2 separate regions of the Homo sapiens genome follow, and region 2 is linked to region 1. A link is a loop called in an ENCODE intact Hi-C map of the cell type or tissue named here. Cell type or tissue: B cell. All regions are shown on one strand.

The links. Hi-C counts contacts between places; a loop is a spot of excess contacts. Peaks named below come from ENCODE experiments on the same cell type or tissue, not always from the same donor. Only the 100,000 strongest peaks of a DNase experiment are listed, where the experiment ranks them.
Region 2: a loop joins it to region 1, with 31 times the contacts of the local background. A loop is called at or near these places in 8 of 110 quality-filtered maps.

What each region holds. Positions count from the first base shown.
Region 1 is chrX:48,734,298-48,742,297 of GRCh38, forward strand. No RefSeq gene overlaps it. Among named protein-coding and RNA genes, the nearest start is that of GLOD5, 23 kb to the right of the region's middle. RefSeq lists enhancers at 2,805-2,934, 3,125-3,384, 3,435-3,484. In B cell, no CTCF peak of the experiment used is centred here; a DNase peak (open chromatin) is centred at 3,024; H3K4me3 peaks cover 1,523 bases; H3K27ac peaks cover 1,001 bases.
Region 2 is chrX:48,894,454-48,902,453 of GRCh38, forward strand. It overlaps TIMM17B (translocase of inner mitochondrial membrane 17B), which reads right to left and starts at 3,315. Exons shown (of 6, transcript NM_001395498.1): 1 at 3,271-3,315; 2 at 2,306-2,405; 3 at 585-648. The coding sequence starts at 3,296. PQBP1 (polyglutamine binding protein 1) reads left to right here and starts at 3,477. Exons shown (of 7, transcript NM_001032382.2): 1 at 3,477-3,629; 2 at 4,039-4,123; 3 at 6,737-6,848; 4 at 7,477-7,589; 5 at 7,780-8,000. The coding sequence starts at 4,057. RefSeq lists enhancers at 2,831-2,980, 3,011-3,210, 3,501-3,870, 3,921-4,140. In B cell, no CTCF peak of the experiment used is centred here; DNase peaks (open chromatin) are centred at 2,838, 3,438 and 3,558; H3K4me3 peaks cover 2,201 bases; H3K27ac peaks cover 3,121 bases.

The sequences.
Region 1 (8,000 bases):
AAAGAGACTACTAACAGGTCAAAGACATCATACTCTGGGACAAAGACTACCAAGATGACGAAAGACCTAGCATCTAAAAACATATACCAAATGTTCAGAGACATCACATCATGAGACACAAAACCCAAGAGAGCTCTGGGTCCAAAGAGCTCAGATATTTCACACCCTGGACACAAACCGGTGAACAACAGCTCATAAATAACCGTGTCATTCATTTCCTGATTTTAAAAATTGTACTAAGATTATATAAGTAAGCATTAGGAGAAAAAGAGTATATAAGAACTCTCTGCACTATTTTTATAATTTTTTTAAGTCTAAAATGCTTTTAAAATTTAAAAAATGTTAAAGGCTGGACGCAGTGGCTCACATCTGTAATCCCAGCACTTTCAGAGGCTGAGGTGGGTAGATCGCTTGAGCTCAGAAGTTGGAGACCGGCCTGGGCAATATGGTGAAACCCCTTCTCTACAAAAATACAAAAATTAGCCAAGGGTGGTGGTACACACCTGTATTCCCAGCTACTTGGGAGGCTGAGGTGGGAGGATTGCTTGAGCCCAGGAGGTCGATGCTGCAGTGAGCCATGATCACGCCAGTACACTCCAGCCTGGGTGACAAAGCAAGACCCTGTGTCCAAAAAATAAAATAAAATAAAAATTTTAACAAAAATGATCACAGGACGTAAAAGGGAATTTAGAAAACTTAAATAAGGCCAAGTGCAGTGGCTCATGCCTGTAATCCCAGCACTTTGGGAGGGTAAGACAGGAGTCCAGGAGTTCGTGACCAGCCTGGGCAACATGGTGAGACGTGGTCTTTACAAAAAATAAAAAAATTAGTGGAGTGTGGTGGCACATGCCTGTGGTCTCAGCTACTCAAGATCAGGAGGCTGAGGTGGGAGGACTGCTTGAGCCCAGGAGGTCGAGGCTGCAGTGAGCCATGTGCATGCCACTGTACTCAGCCTGGGCAACATAGTGAGACCCTGTCTCAAAACAAAACAAAACAAAACTTAGATACATCTTGCCAACAAGCACAGAAAACAATGTTAAGCCCTTCTAGCAGTCACAGAAATGCCAATAAAAGAAAAATGAAAATCAATTTTAAGAAAAAAAAAAAAAGGCTGAGTGTGGTGGCTCACATCTGTAATCCCAACACTTTGAGAGGCTGAGTCAGGAGTATCATTTGAGCCCAGGAGTTTGAGACCAGCCTAGGAAACAGAGGGAGACCCTGTCTCCACACGCAAAAAAAATTATTTTGGGACAGGGTCTTGCTCTGTTGCCCAGGCTGGAGTGCTGTGGTGAGATCACAGTTCACTGCAGCCTTGACCTCCTGAGTAGCTGGGGACAACAGACACGTGTCACCATACCCGGCTAATTTTTTTTTTTTTGTAGAGATAGGGTTTCACCATGTTGGCCAGGCTGGTCTCGAACTCCTGGGCTCAAGGGATCCACCCACTTTGGCCTCCCAAAGTGCTGGGATTACAGGTGTGAGCCACCGTGCCCAGCCTACAAGAAAAAAAAAAAATAGCCGGGCCAAGTGTGGTGGTACGCACCTGTGGTCCCAGCTACTCAGGAGGCTAAGGTGGGAGGATTGTTTGAGCCAGAGGTCGAGGCTGAAGTGAGCCATGATTGCACCACTGCACTCCAGCCTGGGCAACAGAGAGAGACCCTGCCCCTAAAAACATACAAAAAGGCCTGGGCAACATAGTAAAATCCCACCTCCACAAAAAATAAAGAAAGTTAGCCGGGTGTGGTGGCACGTGTCTGTAGTCCCAGCTACTCAGGAGGCTGAGGTGAGAGAATCACCTGAGATTGGCAAGTTGAGGCTGCAGTGAGCCGAGATCACACCACTGCACTCCAGCCTGGGTGACAGAGCAAGATCCTGTCTCAAAAATAAATAAATAAAAGTAAAGACACACAAAAAAAGAAAAGAAAAAAAAACTCTGCACATCCGGGGACAAAGATCCATAAACAGCTTAGAAACCTTGGGACATTCTGGACCAACGTAAACAGAAAAACAGAAAAGAAAAACAAAAAAAAACAAAAAAAAAAGAAAGAAAAAAGAAACCAACCCTGGGACAGAGACCCACAAAGATCTCAAACACCTAAACCTCTGAGACACAGATTTTCAAACAGCAAAGAGACTTCACAGTCTTTTTATAAGTCATACCCTGAACTGAGATTCCAAAACAAATCAGACTTCACATCCTGCACACAGTCCTCCAAACTGCAGAGTGTAATAACTACCCTATGATGAGCTGACTTGACTTGAGAATCACTTTCTTCCTACTACCTACCTACCTCACCAGCCAAACACCTCCCCTGTCTGATGTTTAAAATCCCATCATTTAAAAGCGTACTCTTTTAAGTCTTGCCCCCACCTTCCAAAATTCTCCTTGTAGTTGCCACAAGCTCTTCAGCATCCCAGAGCGTGAAACCATGCATCTCTCTTTTAATCACTTATAGCCCACCCCATCACACTCCTAGTCAGGCCTGGTCCTGAGGGAAGCCTCCAAATCACCCTCTTCTGGGAGATGGGGGCTGGCCTGGAGGAGGATCATGAGATCACCTTGAATCTTATCTGCTGGACTCAGACCTACAGGTAGCCTGAAAGACAAATGCCAGGGACCCTGAAGAATTTTTCTTAGTGCTGTTGTGAACGGTGAGTGGGTCCTGAAATCAATATAATGGGATGCAATAGGCATTGCTTAAAAAAAGAAAGAATAGGTAAAAGAAAATGGAAAAGATTACCCGACACACTCTGTGCCAGCCCTTGAGTACAAGCCAATAATGCCAGCTTCTTTTACAGGTGCACAAGTTGAACTTCCCAGACGGGATTCGAACCTACGATCTCCAGTAGCCAAAGCCCTGCCTCGGCAACCCTGAACGCCAACCCAGGAGCCAAAGCGCTTGCGCCGAAACAGCAGCCAATAGGAACGCGGAGCCGAAGGACCCGGCCTGTAGCCTCTTAGTGATTCCGGAAAACCTCGGTACCCTGGAAGAGCTTAGGTAGGCAGTCTCGCGGTGACCAATCAGAGCTCAGGGCAAGACTTTGTCCCGCCCTACGCAACTCGTCCAGGAAGCAATCGCCGCTCCGCGGCCTTCCTCCTCACCCCACCCCCGGAGTTGATTCGCATCTGTATAGCCAACCCGGCGGGAACGGATATATTAATAAAAGCTTGGTGGCGGCGGCTTCCAGACAGGTGGACGCTTTAGGCCGAAGATCGGGTCCGCCCGGCGCGGGGGTCGGTCCAGGCAGAGCCATTCTCTCCTCGGTCTAGGGTGGAGGCCGATCCACTCGCGGGATGAGGAGACCTTTCGTGTCTCCACTAGTACAATGGTATCTTCCGAAATACACGACCCCTCCCCTGTGGTACCTCCCATGACCGTAGTGGTATGGTCCTGGAGCTGCACAGTCTAGTCGTTAACCCTTCATTCCCACCGCTCACGCTCCCCTTGTGTGTGCGACAAGGACTCTTTCATGTCAGTGTCAAGTGAATCAATCTTCAGTTCACCGCAAAAGAACTAAATGGACTCTTTCATGCCTTCCTCCTGCCCACGTTCCAGCCCTGTCTCCCCCAACCGACGTCCCCCAGAGCACTGTCCCTGCCCCATACCCTGATGATTCGTTTGAGAGCAAAGGCCCAAGCGTCCAAACCCTTGCTGCAGAGCCACCGCCCATTAATGGGCATTCATTCCCGAGGCCACTGATGGAAGTCTGCCTTTGTGTGGCAGCATTTATCAAAATAAAAAGCAGACACCCCTCCTTACTGGAATGTCACCACCACGAAGGTAGGGAGGGATATGTGTATTTCTAGACCCCCCAAAGTCTCTGCCTGAAACTGCCCTGCACACAGTAGGTGCTCAAAAGGGGATTTGTTGAATAAATGACTCCTTTGGCGTGGCAGTTTCACTTTTAAGTATGTGTTCTAAGGAAATAATCATACATACGTGCACAGTCCTGTGTGCACAAGAATGGAAGGAGCAAACAACTAAGGGAGAAAACGGCAAATGCTTAAAGGCGATTATACCATAGAGTACCAGCTGGCTGTGAAACAGAATGAGACCTCATTACTGGAAACACCCAGATAGCTCAGGGAGTTCACATCATTGCACACAGAGCACAAAAGAGCTCAGAGATCTCACACCGTGGGATACAGAGTCCAAAACAGTTCAGGGAACTCACACTGAACACAGACCACAAAACAAAATTAGAGAACTCAATAATGGAACATATCTTAATAGATTCCCAGTCATTTCATAGGTCTCATCCTCGTCACAAAATCCTACAAACATTTCAGAGACCTCACCCTGGGACACAAAGGCCGAAACACCTCAGGGACGTTGCACGCTGGGAAAACAAATCCCAAACACCTTACATACCTCATATCCTGGACGCAGACTCCAAAACAGCTCGGAGACCTCACCACCTGGGATATAGATTAAATCTGGACAGAGACCACATACTCTTTTTGCAGGGTCTCACTCTGTCACCCAGGCTGGGGTGCAGTGGCGTGATCACAGCTCACCGCAACCTCCGCCTCCCCAGCTCAAGCAATCCTCCCACCTCAACCTCCCCAGTAGCTGGGACTACTGAAGCAGGCCACCACACCCGACTAATTTTTGTATTTTTTTCTAGAGACGGGGTTTCACCATGTTGCCCAGGCTGGTCTCGAATCCTAGGCTCAAGCAATCCACTGGCCTGGGCCTTCCAATGTACTGGGATTACAGGCGTGAGCCACCATGCCCACCATGAGACCACATAACTCCACGTAGACCACAAAACAATTCAGAGGCCTGGACACAAACAAAATGAAGGTGACCCACCTGTACTGCCTGGAGAGACCACCTAAAGGACATGCTGTTAATGGAGGCAAAGCAAGTGGGAAAAAATGCTCAAAGAATGGCCTCATAACCTGAGAACCAGCCCTGAAAAGTGTTCTGAGATCTTATACACAAACAGCTCAGAAATCACAGAAAATATATTCTTTTACCATAGTGGAATTAAACTAGAAATCAATAACAGAAATGTATCTGAAAAATCCAAAAATACTTGTAAATTAAACAAAACACTTTTTTTTCTGTTTTTGAGACAGAGTTTTTGCTCTGTTGCCCAGGCTGGAGTGCAGTGGCATGATCTCGGCTCACTGCAACCTCCGCCTCCTGGGTTCAAGCAATTCTCCTGCCTCAGCGTCCCCAGTAGCTGGGATTACAGGCGCCTGCCACCACGTCTGCCTAGTTTTTGTATTTTTAGTAGAGGCAAGGTTTCACCATGTTGGCCAGGCTGGTCTCAAACTCTTGACCTCAGGTGATCCACCTGCCTCAGCCTCCCAAAGTGCTAGGATTACAGGCATGAGCCACCCCACCCAGCCACAAAACACTTTAACCCATGAGCCAAAGAGAAAATCCAAAGGGAAATTAAAGATCTATTGTGAATTGAAAAAAATGAGAAAATACAACAAATCAAAATCTATGGGATACAGCTAGAGTAGTGATCAGAAGAAAATTGATGGCATTAAAATGCTTACATGAGAAAAGAAAGGTCTCAAATCAATTATCTGAATTTCCAATTTAGAAAAGTCTAAAAATTACACCTGAAGGAATAAAATAATAAAGATAAGGGCGGCCAGGCTGGGCGCTGTGGTGCACACCTGTAATCCCAGCACTTTGGGAGGCCAATGTGGGCGAATCACCAGAGGTCAGACATTGGAGACCAGCCTGGCCAACACGGTGAAAACCCGTCTCTACTAAAAATACAAAAAACTGACACCTATAATCTCAGCTACTCAGGAGGCTGAGGCAGGAGAATTGCTGGAACCTGGGAGGCAAAGGTTGCAGTGAAGCTGAGATCACGCCATTGCACTCCAGTCCGGACTCGACAACAGTGAGACTCCATCTCAAAAAAAAAAAAAATACAAAAATTTAGCCGGGTTTGGTGGCACATGCCTGTAGTCCCAGCTACTCGAGAGGCTGAGGCACGAGAATTGCTTGAGCCTGGGAGGCAGAGGTTGCAGTGAGCTAAGGTTGGGCCACTGCACTCCAGCCTGGGAGGCAGAGCAAGACTTCGTCTCAAAAAAAAAAAAAAAAAAGAAATTAGCCAGGTGTGGTGGCATGTGCCTGTAGCCTAGCTACCAGGGAGGCTGAGCAGTGGGGATCAGTTGAGCCTGGGAGGTGGAGGTTGCAGTGAACCAAGATCGTGTCACTGCACACCAGCCTGGGTGGCAGAGTCAGATCCTGTCTCAAAATCAATAAAAAATAAAAATATAAGAGCAGAAATCAATGAAATTGAAAGCAAAAACAATAGAGAAAATCAATGGAGGCCGGGCACCATGGCTCACACCTGTAATCCCAGCACTTTGGGACACCGAGGTGGGCAGATCACCTGAGGTCAGGAGTTCGAGACCAGCCTGGCCAACATGGTGAAACCCTATCTCTACTAAAAATATAAAAATAGCTGGGTGTGGTGGTGGGTGCCTGTAGTCCCAGCTACTCAGGAGGCTGAGGCAGGAGAACTGCTTGAACGCAGGAGACGGAGGTTGCAGTGAGCCAACACAGTGCCACTGCACTCCAGCCTGGGCAACAGAGTGAGACTCGAAAGGGGAAAGGGGAAGGGAAAATTAATGGAACCAAATGCCAGTTCTTGGAAAAAAACAATAAAATTCAAAGTCTCTAGCACCAAAAGCAGCACATTTTTCTCATAAGATCCAAATTTAATAAGAGTCTCTGCAAAAATTTTCTGTTCTTTCTGAAATCTCAACTGAAAGGGATTTTACTCGAAATAGCCTAATTAAAGGTCTTTTTCTTTTCAAAAAAAATTATTTATTTATTTAGAGACAGGATCGTGCTCTGTTGCCCAGGCTGGAGTGCAACAGCGTGATCATGGCTCACTGCAGCGTCAACCTCCTGCACTCAAGCAATTCTCCCACCTCAGCCTCCCAAGTAGCTGGGAATAAAGGTGTGCACCACCACACCCGGCTAATTTTTTGTAATTTTGGAGAGACAGGGTTTCACTACGGTAACCAGGCTGGTCTGGAACTCCTGAGCTCAAGTGATCCCGCCTCGGCCTCCCAGAATGCTGGGATTACAGGTGTGAGCCACTGCGCCTGGCCAAAAATTTATTATTTTATCAGTTTCTTTGGCGTGAGTTGAGGAAATCGTATGTCCTTTATACTTAACTAGACTGTATTGGTTTGTATCTGACTTTCTACTATTTTTGATATTGAATGAACCATTGGATAGTACTCAAAGAGCTTCAAAAGGACTTTTTTCTCGTTAACATATGTCTACTGTTCAGAAAATTTATCACGAAATTTATACCTACATTTTAGCAGTTGGAGAGTTAAATAAACACAAAAAACAGATTCTAGCAACCCCAAGAACTGAAAAGATTGAATTTGATCATCTCACAGTGCTCTGTTACACGTCGTTATGCATAAACAAATCCTAAGAACTCGTGAATTTACCACAAATTGTACTGGATATTCAATGCAAATAAAGCCAATTTTGTGCTTACTTGTGAGGGAGAGCTGTACTTGTCAGACGATATATTCCGGAACAAAGCCAGACCTTTGGGAAAGTTTTGGGAAGCCAGGTCTTCAGTGATGGGCACACATTGAGAAGCGGGAGGCTGGAGAGGCAGGCCATGGGGCTTTCTAGCATGTTCCTCTACTCACGGCAGTAAGGCTGCTATCGAGGTGCAACTTTAAAATGGCGGCGACAGGAAGGATTGCTCGCTGATTGGCTGTTGTGTAGAAGGGTGGGGCTGTCACTGATTGGCTGACTTTGGCTGACTTTCATGGGGTCCATTGCTAATTGGCTGAGTTTCAGGACTGAGCGTATCACCTAGTGATAATTGAGTATACTTCCTGATTTGCTTGTCCCTTCTCTTAGTGTACATGGAGGGATGGAATTTCTGGGTCACCAGGGATGCATATCTTTAAATTTTCCTAAATAATTTCAAATGCGGCCGGATGCGGTGGCTCACACCTGTAATCCCAGCAGTTTGGTAAG
Region 2 (8,000 bases), 160 kb after region 1:
TGACAAATGTTTACAAGCAGATTTATCTTCATATGGCTTTTAACAGAGCAACTTTGAGCTTCATAATCACCACACAGAGTTGGAATTCTGATTTGGGTTTCAGTGAGAAGGAAATAGGTTAGGAAACCCAGTTAATATGATAGTTAAAATGTTTACTGAGGGCTTACTGTGTGCCAGGACCTGTTCGAGGTGCTCTGTTATTTAACTTCTGCAATTTTAAATTAGTTAATGTTATTAAAGTGTTTAGCATAGCAACCAGCACTTAGTAGTATGTAAATTACATAAACTATAAAACTACCGATGAAGTGGTTACTGTTATCACCACCCCCACGGTACAAGTGAGGTTCAGAGAGGTTAAGCCACTAGCCCAAGGTCACATGGCAGGGAACAGTCAGGACCTAGATTTAAACTCCAGAACCCACTTTCTTCCCCTCCATATTCAATTGTTGGGAAACATCACCCCCCTAGAAAGTCTCTGGCAGGGGCTAGAATCTGAACCCCTAACTTGCAGCCTAGACCCAAAGGATCAACCACTCCCACCTTTGCCAAGACATCTCCTATATCTATCTCCCCAAGTCCCTCACCTCCAATCTGGGGGGCTCGGATCCTCACAGCATTGGCACTACCTCTCAACCGGTGCCGAATTCCCTGGGGAAAGGAAGGAAGGGCGTTAGGGCAGGGCTGAAGCCACTGGCAGACACGTTTCCAACTTTTAAGAGAGGGAAGAAGATGGGAGACCTGTTAGAGGTATGAGCTGTAGAGATGTGGAGAAGTGGCCAAGAACTAGTGGCCTGGAGAGCGCCCCAACATGGGTGTTCTCAGAGCTAGGTTGAGAAGTGCTAATTCATTCATACATTTGTTCATTCATTCATTCAGTGAATGATTAACAAGTACCTACTATATGTGCCAAGCACCATGCCATATGCAGGGATACAGCCATGAACAAGGTAGGTCTGCTCTCTGCCCTCTCAGAGCTCACATTAACGGTGGGAGACACAGATCTTGAGCAAGAGTAGATAAACAAGGGAGCTTCAGACAGCAATCTGCACTGTAGAGGAAATGCCATGAAGAAATATGACTGGGGCTGAGGGGTCAGGAAAGGCCTCTTGAAGGAGGGGGAATCTGTGCTGAGACCTTGAGGATGACAAACTTGGGCAAAGATCCAGGGAGGAGAGTTCCAGGAGTCTAGGGGAGGGACGGGGCTACATATATAAATTGCAGAGACCTTGGCTAATAGATGGCATTTAAAGTCATGGCATTTGCGATCTTCTGGGAGGGGAGGTGGTCAGAGAAAAAGAATTATGTTAAAAGAATTCTCTCAACTTCAAGGCTGTCTTCCGTCTGCCAATTAAATTCCTGTCATTTTCCTCTATCCGGGTTTCTGAGCCAGAATCTGCCTCTAGGTAAAATGCGCAGTGGCTAACACCTGTAATCCCAGCACTTTGGGAGGCTGAGGTGGGTGGATCACTTGAGTTCAGGAATTAGAGACCAGCCTAAGCAACACGTTGAAACCCCGTCTCTACAAATAAATAAATACATACATAAATAATTAGCCGGGCATGGTGGCGCAGTCCTGTGGTCCCAGCTACTTGGGAGGCTGAGGTGGGAGGATCACTTGAGCCTGGGAGGCGGAGGCTGTAGTGACCCATGATCAGGCCACTGCACGCCAGCCTGGGCAACAGGGCAAGATGCTGTCTCAAAAAAAAAAAAAAAAAAAAAAACATGGCCAGGCACAGTGGCACACGCCTGTAATCCCAGCACTTTGGGAGGCCGAGGTAGGTGGATCACCTGAGGTCCAGAGTTCAAGGCCAGCCTGGCCAACATAGTGAAACCCCATTTCTACTAAAATTACAAAAATTCGTCAGGTCTGGTGGCACATGCCTGTAGTCCCAGCTACTTGGGAGGCTGAGACAGGAGAATTGCCTGAACCCAGGAGGCAGAGGTTGCAGTGAGCCAAGAGCGTGCCACTGCACTCTAGCCTGGGCAACAGAGCAAGACTGTCTCAAAAAAAAAAAAAACTGTCTGGCTTTGCACATACATTTAAAATTTGGTGATGACTCTTTGAACGACACAGCATTTCCACAGAGGAGCTCCAGTTGGGTGGGGTGGAGGGTGGAAGACAGAGGCCATGTTTGCAATCCCTACAAAATCCCAGATACAGGAGCCAGGCTCGGCACATAGTAGGTGAGTGGGCACCAGAATGAATAAGTGCACGTGACTGGCAGCTCCAAGCAGTTTTCAGAGCAGCCTCCCTTGTGGGCAAGATAGCTAACCCCACACCAACCCAGGGAAGGCCTGGACTCACAACAGGGGCATTGCGGAAACCCTTGATGGCCTGGAAGACTCCGCCACCGATGACACCCATAGTGAAGGCTCCACCGCAATCATCCACAATTCGCCATGGGCTGCAAGCAGGAAGGGAAGGACGGGGTTAATGTGAGCCCTCCCCCAGGTCCTGTCACACGAACTCTTTTCTAACTGGGAGAAACCAAGTCACCAGAATGGGAAGTTCCTAAGTAGGAACAAACACTTCAGATAATAATGAGCTAGTTCTGTCACGCTTTTTCCACACACCCCCCCATTAAAGCGAGAAATGGGGCAAAGGGGGAGAAATATTAGTCTTCGCCCTGTCTACCAACCAAGGAATCAGCCAACGGTTTTACTGTGATCAAAGATTAAATGAATTGGCACACGCAGAGTTGACGTTTCAATAAGCGACATAGGCGTGTTAACTAGCCAAGACAGACTGTCAGCAAAGCAGGACCGCGTCGCACCCCTTCTCCGACGGTGAGCCCGTCCAACCATGCCCCGCCCCTTTTCAATCCGGCACAACTGGGAAAAACCAAGAGCGACCGCGGGAAGCATCCACCGTCCCCGCCGGCCCTCAACAGGTTCATCCGTGCCCCGCCCCCCACTGACAAAGGCGACCTGGGAAAAACCACTGGCGGCAACTCTGGGGATTTCCGGTCAACACCGTACCACCCCTAGCCGGGATGGATCGTCCAGCGTGTCTTTTTTCGTTAACAGGGCTAGGAGATTACGAAGTCAGGAGAAACATGGCGTGGTTCGGCCTTCGCCGCACCTTCTCTGGTTGTGGCCCCTCATAACGGAGCCCGAATGACAGGAACCGAGTGGGGGTAGCGGGAGATACGTTAAGAGTCCCCCGAGTCTGGTACATGGCTCTGTGCGGCCGATGCCTCCCCCGCCCGACCCCCACGGCTGGCCTTGGCGTCGCAGCAATATTCCGGATGCCTGTGCCCATTGCCGTACCAGGGCTCCCGAGCGTACTCCTCCATGGCGCTGGCGTCTGGCCGCGCAGTCAGGCCACGCCCCCAGCGTAGACGCACACCGGCGTCGGAGCTTTCCGCCTATTACCGGGCAGCGATTGGGTCGCTATACCGCATGTCACGCCAAGGACGCACTCTCATTGGCCAATCGAGTTTCTGCCATTTGTTCATTGCCTCCTGAGCGTAGTCCAGTTACTTTCAGGCTCGGGGAGTGAAGGCCTCGTTGAGAGAAGGTCTCATTCGGTGTTTTGGGAAGAGAGTCGTGTGGGCCCAGGTATCGTAGCGGCGACACGAGAGAGACGGGCGGTGTGACAGCCTTCCACTACCTGCACGAGTGTATTGGTAACGTTGGGGTGGGTGCACTCTTTTGGAGCTGGAGGAAGTGCTGCCCTCTGCTCCCCCATCCCAGCGCTTTGGTTTCTCCCACCCGGCAGTCATGGGGACGCTGGATGAGCCCATTTCTGAAGTGCGGAGGGGCCGGGCTTCTTAGGCTGTGGGCGGAGCCTGGGCCTGGGAGAGGAACAGGGCCCTGGAGCACCTGGTTTCGGGGACAGTAGGGTTGGTGGGAGTTGCGATGATATTGCCACCTACCTCTTACATCTTTTAGTGCGTATGTTCTGTCCACCCAGCTACTGGTTCATTTGAGTAGATCGGAGTCAGATGAGTACATGTTTACGGGAGGCGCTTGGTTACGGGATCCAGATAGGAATCTTTATCTGAGCTGCTTGTCAGTTTGTTCGTCTGTCCCTAGGTCTGTCTGCTATCAGCTATGCCGCTGCCCGTTGCGCTGCAGACCCGCTTGGCCAAGAGAGGCATCCTCAAACATCTGGAGCCTGGTGAGACAGCTAAAAGCAGATGGTCCTAACACGTGCCAGCCTCGACAGGCACTTTTGTTGTTGATACTGACGCTTGATACCTAGCATGGGCCAACTGTGCACCAAGCAATGGGGTGGCAGGCATTTTTCGTTGTTAACAATGTGGATTCCTGACATCCATCCCTACCGCGTGTCAAGTGGAGGGGGTTGGGGGAATAGATATTTCATTCTTTTTTTTTTTTTTTTTTTTTTTTTTTTTTTTTTTTTTTGAGGCAGAGTCTTATTGTGCACCCAGGCTGGAGTGCAGTGGCGCGATCTCGGCTCACTAAAACCTCCGCCTTCCAGGTTCAAGCGATTCTCCTGCCTTAACTTCCCGAGTAGTTGGGACTACAGGCACGCCCCGCCCCACCACACCTGGCAATTTTTTTTTTTTTTTTTTTGAGACAGAGTCTCGGTCTGTCGCCCAGGCTGGAGTGCTGTGGCGTGATCTCGTCTCACTGCAACCTCCGCCTCCCGGGCTCAAGCGATTTTCCTGTCTCAGCCTCCCAAGTAGCTGGGATTACAGGCACGTGATACCACACCCGGCTGATTTTTGCATTTTTAGTAGAGACGGGTTTCACCATGTTGGCTAGGCTGGCCTCTAACTCCTGACCTCAGGTGATCCACCCCCCACCCTTGGCTTTCCAAAGGGTTGGGATTACAGGCATAAGCCACTGTGCCCGGCAGATATTTCATTCTTAACAATACTGACTGGCTGGGCGTGGCGGCTCAAGCTGGCATTCCCAGCACTTTAGGAGGCTGAGGCGGGTAGATTGCTTGAGTTTAGGGATTAAGAGATTAGCCTGAGCAACATGGCAAAACCCCGTCTTTACAAAAAATACAAAAATTAATCGTGTGTTGTGGTGCATGCCTGTAGTCCCAGCTACTTGGGAGGCTGAGGTGAGAGGATCTCTTGAGCCTAGGATGTCAAGGGTGCAGTGAGCCGAGATTGTGCCACTGCACTCCAGCCTGGCCGACACATGGAGACCCTGTCTGAAAAAAATCCAAAAAAAACAACAAAATAATACTGACCACCTAATGCCTATTTGGGGCCTACTGTATGCCAAGTTAAATCCCATGGATTACTCTATGGGGGTGATGACATAGTATCTAATAGGAAGTACTGCTAACCTCTACTGCTGTCTCCTGTGTGCCAAGCGTAGTTGCAGTGAGGATCTATCATTTAGGCCTACTGTGCTCTGGCTGCAAATCACACCTTATTATCAGTAATACTAAAAACTGGCATCTATTTGGGGCTATAGTGTGCCAGGCACTGGAAAATATATCTTCTCCTTATTGATAACTGACATCTATTACAAGCCTACTGTGTGCAAGGTATAGACCTTGTGGTTAATAAAATTGTCAATGATCCCAGGCCGGGCAGGGTGCCTCATGCCTGTAATCTCAGCGCTTTGGGAGGCGGAGGTGGACGGATCACGAGGTCAGGAGATCGAGACCATTCTGGCTAACAGGGTGAAACCCCATCTCTAATAAAAATACAAAAAACTTAGCCGGGCGTGGTGCCAGATGCCTGTAGTCCCAGCTACTCGGGAGGCTGAGGCAGGAGAATGGTGTGAACCCGGAAGGCGGAGCTTGCAGTGAGCCGAGATCATGCCACTGCACTCCAGCCTGGGCAACAGAGAAAGACTCCATCTCAAAAAAATAAAACTGGCAATGATCATTGATTTACTTTTTTTTTTTTTTTTTTTTTTTTTTTTTGAGAGAGTCTCGCTCTGTCACCTAGGCTGGAGTGCAGTGGTGCAGTCTTGGCCCACTGCAACCTCTGCCTCCCGGGTTCAAGCGATTCTCCTGCCTCAGCCTCCCGAGTAGCTAGGACCACAGGCGTGCTCCACTGTGCCTGGCTAATTTTTGTATTTTTTAGTAGAGATGGGGTTTCACCATGTTGGCCAGGCTGGATTTTCTTTTAAGCCTATTGAATGACCTGTGCCTATGGTATATATATTATTTATTATTTGTTTAGAGACAGGGTCTCACTCTGTTGCCCAGGCTGGAGTGCAGTGGCACGATAATAGCTCACTGCAAGCTCAAAGTCCTGGGCTCAAATGAGCCTCCTGCCTCAGCCTCCTGAGTAGTTGGGACTACAGACGTGTGCCACTGTGCCCAGCTAATTTTTTTTTTTTGTAGAGACAGGGGTCTCACTATGTTGACCAGGCTAGTCTCACAGACGGGTTTTCACCATCTTGGCCAGGCTGGTCTTGAACTCCTGACCTCGTGATCCACCCACTTTGGCCTCCTAAAGTGCTGGGATTACAGGCATGAGCCATCACGCCTGGCCAAGATGAGTAAATTTTTTGATGAATCCCTATCAACTCTGAAACCAGATAGCTTTGGCTAACAGTAGAACTCATCATCTGAACCCAGACACAGATTTAGGTAACCTTTTTTTGTAAACCTCCTAATATAGAGAGTTGGATTTGGAATGTGAAAGATACTTCATATTCTTCCCGGCACACACACACACGTGTCTTTTATGTGTGGCTTGTGTGAATGTGAGTGCGTGTCTCTAGGCTCTACATGTAGGATGAGGTCCCCTGGTCCTTATCTGCTCTCCTCATCCCCACCTTGTTCTACCAGAACCAGAGGAAGAGATCATTGCCGAGGACTATGACGATGATCCTGTGGACTACGAGGCCACCAGGTTGGAGGGCCTACCACCAAGCTGGTACAAGGTGTTCGACCCTTCCTGGTGAGCCTGGGTGAGGGGGAGCTAACTTCTGGCTTCACCCTTCCTGTGCTGACCTTGGTTGTGAGGTTTAGGGGGACACAAGGGAGGGAGCCTCGGGTGGAGGGTGTTGGCATTAGGTATCTGCAGGACTCAAGTTGCTGCCTGCTGGGGCCTGGCTCCTCTGGGGTTGGAAGACTGTCTTTTCTCTCTTTTTTGAAACGGAGTTTCACTCTTGTAGCCCGGGCTGGAGTGCAATGGTGTGATCTCGGCTTATGGCAACCTCCGCCTCGTGGGTTCAAGCGATTCTCCTGTCTCAGCCTCCCAGGTAGCTGGGATTACAGGTGCACACCACCACACCCAGCTAATTTTTGTATTTTTTGTAGAGATGGGGTTTCATCATATTGGTCAGGCTGGTCCCGAACTCCTGACCTCAGGTGATCCGCCTGCCTCGGCCTCCCAAAGTGCTGGGATTACAGGCATGAGCCACCACGCCCAGCTGACAGTGTTTTCTCTTCAGGAGAAGAGATTCTGGGGATCCTGCCTGTGGGGTCCTGACATGGGGCAGGTATAGGCAGAGACTGGGGAGACAAGAGTTGAGGATCCAAGGCAAGGACATCTGTGCTGACACTTCTTTCCTGCGGCCCCACAGCGGGCTCCCTTACTACTGGAATGCAGACACAGACCTTGTATCCTGGCTCTCCCCACATGACCCCAACTCCGTGGTTACCAAATCGGCCAAGAAGCTCAGAAGCAGTAATGCAGGTGAGTTGGCAGGTACAAGCGTGCCTTGAGTGATCTTAGCAGTTCTCACGGAGAGGCCAAGTAGAATGATAGTGGATCAGAGGGGCAGGTGAGACCAGGCGGGCCCAGCCTCAGGCAAGGGAGGTTGTTGAAGGCAGAGGCTGCTGGGTCCTGGGGTGGCAAGAGGTCACTTCAAGACTTGTGTCCCCAGATGCTGAAGAAAAGTTGGACCGGAGCCATGACAAGTCGGACAGGGGCCATGACAAGTCGGACCGCAGCCATGAGAAACTAGACAGGGGCCACGACAAGTCAGACCGGGGCCACGACAAGTCTGACAGGGATCGAGAGCGTGGCTATGACAAGGTAGACAGAGAGAGAGAGCGAGACAGGGAACGGGATCGGGACCGCGGGTATGACAAGGCAGACCGGGAA